Linked DNA regions of Homo sapiens: region 1 is linked to region 2. The links are chromatin contacts, found by Hi-C or POLR2A ChIA-PET in ENCODE. All regions are on one chromosome and are shown on one strand. Each heading gives the region's core, a stretch centred on a gene start or an enhancer-like site at or near the end of the contact. The rest is flanking DNA. Distances are from core to core; before and after follow the strand shown.

Region 1 (3,834 bases), core at 794-3,293, 260 kb before region 2:
TGTTAGAGCCACATTGAAGGAGTAACCCATTTCCAGAGAGATTTTCAGGATATATATTGGTACACAGACTATAATGCCCGACATTGTTGTTCCATCTTCTGAAACACATAAGGCAAATGTAACAGTCAAATAAAAAAGATTTGGAATCTAAGATCGTATGTATGATAAATTACCTGCCAGCTTAAGCATGGAAGTCAGTGTGACTCTGAAAACTAGATTACTGTGACACACCTGACAATCACATCACTATGGTTAATAATCACTAGTCTAGTGGGAAAATAAAGATCAGGAAAGAGATTATAAAGTGACATTGCTTTCATTTCCAAGAATGGGTATTAGGGAGATGACGAGAGAGGTACTTTACCCAGTTTTGAGGGCGTGACTAGAGCATAGGTGTGGGAAGTATGTTGGATATATGGAAGAGAGAAGTAGTACCAGGTAACTGACAACCTCTTATGCCATGTTGAAGTTTGGACAAGTTATACTGGCAATTTGAAACCACAGAAGGGTAGTAACTGCTGGCAGGAGGATATAGTCATGGAGTGTTAGGCTACAGGCAAGCATGCTAATCAGACTTGGTTCAGATAGCCCAGGAGTGATGGGACTTGAGCAGTGGGTATGCAGAATAAGCAGTCAGCAGAAGGCTTATCTGCAGAACATAAATTATCTACCTCACGCCCATAGTGGTATCAACTAAAATACAGCCAGTTTTGTGAGGGAGGTGGGGATATATCTGGTATGTGGCTGAGAAAATCTGATCACGTTGCAGGTCAAAGACAGTTTTTTAAACTGTCTTTATTGCAGTGATCTCTATATGTGTCAATAAACTAGGCTACTAGATTGAAGAGAAGCATGAAGAAACTTGTCATGATGGTGATAGTTTAGTGAGTGTATACATAATGTCAAAGTGAATCAAATTTCTTGCAGTTTATTCTGTATTTCAATGATACTGTTACTGAACCAAACTGGTTCTGTTTGTCCATGTGCAATGGAAAGCAAACACCAAAGCATAGGTTCTTTTGTAAAGAGAAAAGTTCGTGGTAAGACTGTCAAGCAAGGAGACAGTCAGGTTCAAATCTGTCTCCCCCAGCTGGGGGCTGGGACATATTTTATAGACAGAGGGTAATGAGGTATGATCTGATTGAATCTTACAATGATGTGATGCCAGGAGGTGTGATCTGACTGGATCATACCAGGAGGTGACACCAGGGCTCAATCTGATTGGATCATGGATCATGTCATGTGGTGTCCACTTCTTAATTTGGTCCTGTCTCGGTCCAGGCACTTAGGTTCTGCTTGTGGTTGCATGCGTGGTTCATCTGGACAGGCTCAGGTTACAGAACTTGCAACCTGGGGATCCATGGCAACTGAAGAACAAATCACCATTTTGTCACACAAAGCTGAACCAGACTAGGCCGGTTCTGTGGATGATGCTTGGCCAAAAGGCCAAGAAGTGATCAATAATACTTCAGAGTTTAAAAGGCAAAACTAGGCCATTACCTGGTAAAGTTGCTTTTAGTATTTTTTTAACAGCTTTATTGAGATATAATTCACATACTATGCAATTCACCATTTAAAGTGTACAATTATTTTTTTTTAAGTTTTTTTTTCTTTTTTTTTTGAGACAAAGTTTTGCTCTCGTGGCCCAGGCTGGAGTGCAATGGCGCCATCTCAGCTCACCACAACCTCTGCCTCCTGGGTTCAAGTGATTCTCCTGCCTCAGCGTCCCGAGTAGCTGGGATTACAGGCAAGCGCGACCACGCCCGGCTAATTTTGTATTTTTAGTAGGTGCGAGGTTTCTCCATGTTGGTCAGGCTGGTCTCAAACTCCTGACCTCAGGTGATCCGCCCGCTTTGGCCTTCCAAAGTGCTGGGATTACAGGTGTGAGCCACCGCGCCCGGCCTAGTATGTTAATAGATACGTGCAACCATCACCACATTTTTAGGACACCTTCATCACCTCAAAAAGAAACATTTAACTGTCACCCTCCACTTTCACTTTCCTCAGCCCATAGAAACCACTAATCTACTTTCTGTCTATCGTAGAGTTCCCTATTCTGGACATTTCATACAAACAAAAATCATATAATAAGTAGTTTTTTGTGACTGTTTTCATTTAGCATAATGCCTTCTTTTCTTTCTTTCTTTCTTTCTTTCTTTCTTTCTTTCTTTCTTTTTTTCTTTCTTTCTTTTCTTTCTCTCTCTCTTTCTCTCTTTCTGTCTTCGCTATACTAACAAGGTAACCATAATACTTTCAAGGTCTGTCTGTTGCAGCATGTATAAGTACCTCCCTTTTATGGTTGAATAATATTCCATTGTACAAATATACCACATTTTGTTTCCATTCATCAGTCAGTAAGCATTCATTCGGGTTGTTTCTACTTCAGACTATTATGAGTGATCTTAATTTTGTACCATTACATTCAGGAAGTGATAATCTTTGCATTTTTCATGTGATTCTTTCTGTACTGTTTATACATTTGAATGAACTTTGTTTTTTTGTTTTTTTTTGTTTTTAAATAGATGGAGTCTCTATCTGTTGCCCAGGCTGGAGTGCAGTGGTGCAATCTCAGCTCACTGCAACCTCTGCCTCCCGGGTTCAAGGATTCTTCTGCCTCAGCCTCCCGAGTAGCTGGGACTACAGGTGCGTGCCACCATGTCCAGCTAATTTTTGTATATTTAGTAGAGATGGGGTTTCACCATGTTGGCCCGGCTGGTCTCAAACTCCTGACCTCAAGTGATCCACCCACCTCGGCCACCCAAAGTGCTGGGATTACAGGCGTGAGCCACCGCGCCCAGCCGTGGATGAACTTTTTTTTTTTAAAAAGGCTGAACATTTGAGGGTTTCACGTCCTAAATACATAACGGGGGAATTCTAGAAAGACATTTTCTATGAGGCTTTACTTTGCATTTATACCCCTTCCTCCCTCCCCTGTCGTTGGAATTTAAACTTACCTAAGCATAGAGAAATGTTTCCTTTCTGGTTTAAGATTTTATTTAGGTATGGGAACTTGTGAAAGTGTTGGAAATATAGAGTGGAAAGCTTTTTGTTTTTTTTCGTGGTTTTTTTTTTGGCCTTTAAGACTGTTTAAAAGAAGTATTTGTGGCTGACATAGAATGATTAGCAGTACTGAGAGGGGACAAGAATCTAGGAGACAAAAACAGGTGCATAAGTAGCTTATGTGACAGGTAACAGGAACACTGTCTTATCTTCCTGTTTAATGCAGAATTAAGCAAAATGCGGCCGGACACTGTGGCTCACACTTATAATCCCAGCATTTGGGAAGGCTGAGGCAGGCAGATCACTTGAGCTCAGGAATTCGGGACTAGCCTGGCCAACATGGCAAAACTTTGTCTCTACTATAATACAAAAAGTAGCCAGGCGTGGTGGCACATGCATGTAATCCCAGCTACTCAGGAAGCTGAGGCACAAGAATGGCTTGAGCCTGGGAGGCGGAGGTTGCAGTGAGCCAAGATCATGTCACTGCACTCCAGTAAGACTCTGTCTTTAAAAAAAAAAAAAAAAAAAAAGCAAAATGTGAGAACTTACCAAGTGTAAGTTGTATTTATTCTTTGAGAGTTCAGTGGGCTGGAGTGGCATGATACCATTTGATAGGCCTTGATATAAAAGAGCATATTCAAATAATGGCCTGCCTTAAGATTGATGGGATTACTATAGTACAGTTCAAGTCATTTGGGGGTTGGAAATCCTTTTGAGATTTGGGAATCTTATTAGGCTATTGACAGCCCTTTCCCTATTCTGTTGTCATTACTTCCAAGCCTTGTACATGAAACTTTGAGTAAGACATCAAAGATCCACTGAAATCCATCTATG
Region 2 (3,587 bases), core at 115-2,614:
ATTCCCAGCAGAACCACCAGACAAAGCAAACTAGGTTTTGCAGTTACACATAACTCACATCCTGCTTTGTCCCCTTGAAACAGGATCCCAGTCAACAAAACCCAAACATTCCCACAAATCTACTTAGATGTGTATTATCTATAAATAAAGCTTACAGAAAGGAAAAAGTGACTTTCTATGCTTATCGGTGTAGATGTTATGGAATTAAAAAAAAAAAAAGCCTCTTTGTTTCACCTTCGCCAGCGTTAAAATCCGTTCTTTTCATAACCCACCTTTCGCCGATGTGCTGCAGAATTTCACGAATGCACCACACACCAAGGACAGAACAAAGAGCTCCTCTTAATAACAGAGGCGCACAGTGCCCTTAGAAGATGGCATGGTATTTATCGATGGCTGCTTCTGCTCTAAATTAGCACGAACAGGAGGACTCCTCTTCAACTAGCTCCACCGGGGAACACAGGAGGGGGCGGGGATCCTTATTTAAGAGCAGCTGATGTCAGGCCAGCAACTCTCCTCCCTTTGGGGGCTTCGGTTTGGGCTATGCCAACGGGTTTCTTCACACAAGATCTCACGGCACCTTAAAACGGCTCGCCAATGGAAGGATCCTCGCCCCACAAAGAGATAACTAGGGCAGAGCTGTTACACAACCGATACCCGACGGCGAAAGCCAGCCTGAGGAGTCCCCCAGGAGTCTGACTTGGGAGCTACATCCTCGGCAGACGAGAAGCACTTTTGCTCGAGAATTGTTTTACGCGCCCCTCTACCAACTGCGGAATCGCTCGCCTGCGAAAACGGAAGGAGGGGCGAGGACAGAGAAAGAGGGGCGCGATCCACAGGGCGCGGGGTTCCACCCCGGGAACCAGGGGCCCGAGCCCCGGACCACCTCCCACCGTCGTCCGTCACTCCCACAGAGGCGGTACCTGTTTCCGCATGTTATTCATGACGCCCATGAAACCCGCCAACAATTTAGCTTCTTCCCGAGCAGCAAGTTTCTTCTCGGTCTTCTTCTTGCTGCTCTTCTCCACCCCAGAGGCTGCCATCCTCCCTCAGCTCGGTTCACGCCCGGGGCTCGCCGGGCCGGGCGAGGGGTCGCACTCTCTGGGCACACTGGGGATTCTATCGACCAAACACGGCGATCGGCAGTGCAGCTGCAGCGCCCAGCTCTGGAACGCGCGGCAGGCGGCGGTGGCTCGGCCACTGCCGAAAGACAAGGCCGGGCGGCCCCCTTAGAAACGCTCAGGGAGCGACGCTACCAACTGGGCTGCGTCCCCGGGCAGAACCCGAGCCCTGCCCAGGAGCCTGCGCACTTCGCGCAAGGAGGCGGGGGCACTATGAGGAGAGTCAGGGGCGGGGCCTGACACGTCACAGTGGCGCGCCGTTCCGAGCAATGAGACTGCAGGCACAGGTGCGGCCGGATTCCCTGTCGCTGTCCCGCGCTGAGTGAATTTTGCCTCGGAGCTGGTCCGAGGTCGCGCCTGCTCTTTTGTGTGCCCAAGGCAGATTTCCAGGTTTCGGTTACGTGATTATCTTTTTTTTTTTTTTTTTTTTGATAATTGGGTTGTGGAACATGCAAAGGTGTCTCCCATCAGTGTAAGGCTTCATGGGACAGGGTCGGTGTTCAGTGCAGTATCTGAGCCTGGTGTATGGTAGGCGCTCAATAAATATTAAATGATGAAAGGATATTACTGCAAGTTAAAGTCATGTTACACGGAGCACAAGATTTATTTTCGTGGGATTCATAACGCAAGAGCACACAGTCCCGTTGGTGTCTCCTTGGCGTGCAATGAATGTCTGCCTAACTAGGCTGGCTTACTGTGTGTTTACAACTGAAATCAGTTGTCAGTCGGTTCTAGAAATCTTCAGTTAGGCTTCTCTAAGTGTTTTACGGGAACACGGAACTCAATCACAGCCCTCATGGAAATGTTTTTTGTAACCATATTCTTTCTACTGTATAGTAATATACAGGATTATTTGAAATTGTACATTATTTAACATTATGAAAACTTTATATCTCATTGGTTTTCCTCCTCGGTCTATATAGGACTATACAGAGACATTTTATGTAAAATAATTTACACCATTGAGGCTTTTTTTTTTTTTTTTGGAGGCAGGGTCTCGGCCCTGTCGCCCAGGCTGGGGGTGCGGTGCAGTGGCTAATCATAGCTCACTGAAGCCTCAGCACTCCTGGGCTCAAGCAATCCTCCCATCTCAGCCTCCCAAGTAGCTGAAACTACAGGCGTGCAACACCACTCTGGGCTAAGTTTTAATTTTTAAATTTTTTTGGTGGTGGTGGTGGTGGTGGTGGTGGTGGTGAAGAGGTCACACTATGTTGCCCAGGCTTGTCTCGAACTCCTGGTGTTATGCAATCCTCCCGCCTAGGCCTCCCAAAGTGCTGGGATTACAGGAATGAGCGGCCAGGCCTGGCCCACAGTATACTTTTCTTGTTGAGGACAAACCATATAGCATAATCCAGATGAAAGAGCAAGCTATATATACGCCTCAATTTTTACAAAAGAGTAAGATACTTATGTCTCTGTACTCTTTATCTTTCTTCTATTAATCTAGAGGTTCTCAGATGTGCCTCTATTTTAACTAGTTGATTTGGGGATTTCAGGTGAACCCTGGCAATAGGAATAATTTATTGTTAATAAAATTATAAATGAGAAAATTTTTCATTCACTTTATTAAATGACCCAGGACACTGAAGAAAAACGGAATAAATTTTTTTCTTTTTTTTTTAATTGAAAAGAAGTAGAAATCTGTCTTCTAACTCTAAGGCCTTGGGAGATGAAGGATCCGTGATTCAAAGGCAGAAATGTAAGTGATGAAAAAGAATGCTGTCCTGTAATAAGGCAAAAAAGAAACGAGGAACAGCATCCTTAGTCCTTGATGTTAGAACAGTCTTTTTACATATTGCTGAATATAAAACATCAAAGTTCATGGAAGAGCCATAGGATTCAGAGCTCAAAGAGGCCACAGAGATTATATAGTACAGGGATTAAGCATGAGACTTTGCCTGGATGCAAAGTCAAACATCTCAACTTTCTAGTTGTGCAACTTTGGGCAAATTGATTAACTTCTGTTATGCCTCAGTCTCCTTATCTGTGAAAGTAGAACCTACTACATGGAACTGGCGTAAGGTTTATAAAAATGCTTAGAGGGGTGCCAGCACAAGACACTTAAAATTACTTTACTGAGTTAATAATACACACATACTTCAGAGATATTTTGGGTTCTGTTCCAGACCACCACATAAAGTAAATATCGCAGTAAAGTGAATCACACAAATTTTTTGGTTTCCCAAAACATATGCAAGTTATGTTTACACTATACTGTGGTCTATTAAGTGTGCAATAATATTATGTCTGCAAAAGCAATGCACATACCTTAAAAAGTGCTTTGTTGCCAAAAAGTTGCTAATGATCATCTAAGCCTTTGCAAGTTGCAAGTTTTAAATTTATTTTTATTTTTATTTCTTTTTTTTTAAGAGATGGAGTCTTGCTGTGTTCTCCAGGATTGAGTACAGTGGCTTATTCACAGATGTGATCATACTACACTACAGCCTCAAACTCCCGGGGTCAAGCAGT

What was found. Hi-C counts contacts between places; a loop is a spot of excess contacts on that map. ChIA-PET counts read pairs that join two places held with the same protein, here RNA polymerase II (POLR2A). Pooled maps may share reads with other maps.
Region 1: a pooled map shows a loop between it and region 2 (3-fold over the local background). The contact joins the enhancer-like site here to the promoter of KLHL7-DT in region 2. A Hi-C loop is called at or near these places in 8 of 50 pooled maps. POLR2A ChIA-PET finds 5 or more read pairs at or near these places in 3 of 52 experiments (H1, OCI-LY7 and WTC11).

What each region holds. Positions count from the first base shown.
Region 1 is chr7:23,366,685-23,370,518 of GRCh38, reverse strand. The region is part of intron 3 of IGF2BP3 (insulin like growth factor 2 mRNA binding protein 3); the gene reads left to right. Among named protein-coding and RNA genes, the nearest start is that of SNORD65C, 28 kb to the left of the region's middle. Within about 2 kb of position 2,043, at least 3 of the 41 ENCODE cell types and tissues checked have a DNase peak (open chromatin) inside an H3K27ac peak, as active enhancers do; they include OCI-LY7, where a contact is called at or near this core.
Region 2 is chr7:23,103,480-23,107,066 of GRCh38, reverse strand. It overlaps KLHL7-DT (KLHL7 divergent transcript), which reads left to right and starts at 1,364. Exons shown (of 3, transcript NR_046220.1): 1 at 1,364-1,508; 2 at 2,750-2,817; 3 at 3,489-3,587. KLHL7 (kelch like family member 7) reads right to left here and starts at 1,282. Exons shown (of 11, transcript NM_001031710.3): 1 at 921-1,282. The coding sequence starts at 1,040. RefSeq lists enhancers at 336-415, 121-1,107, 896-1,175, 1,296-1,485, 1,108-2,094.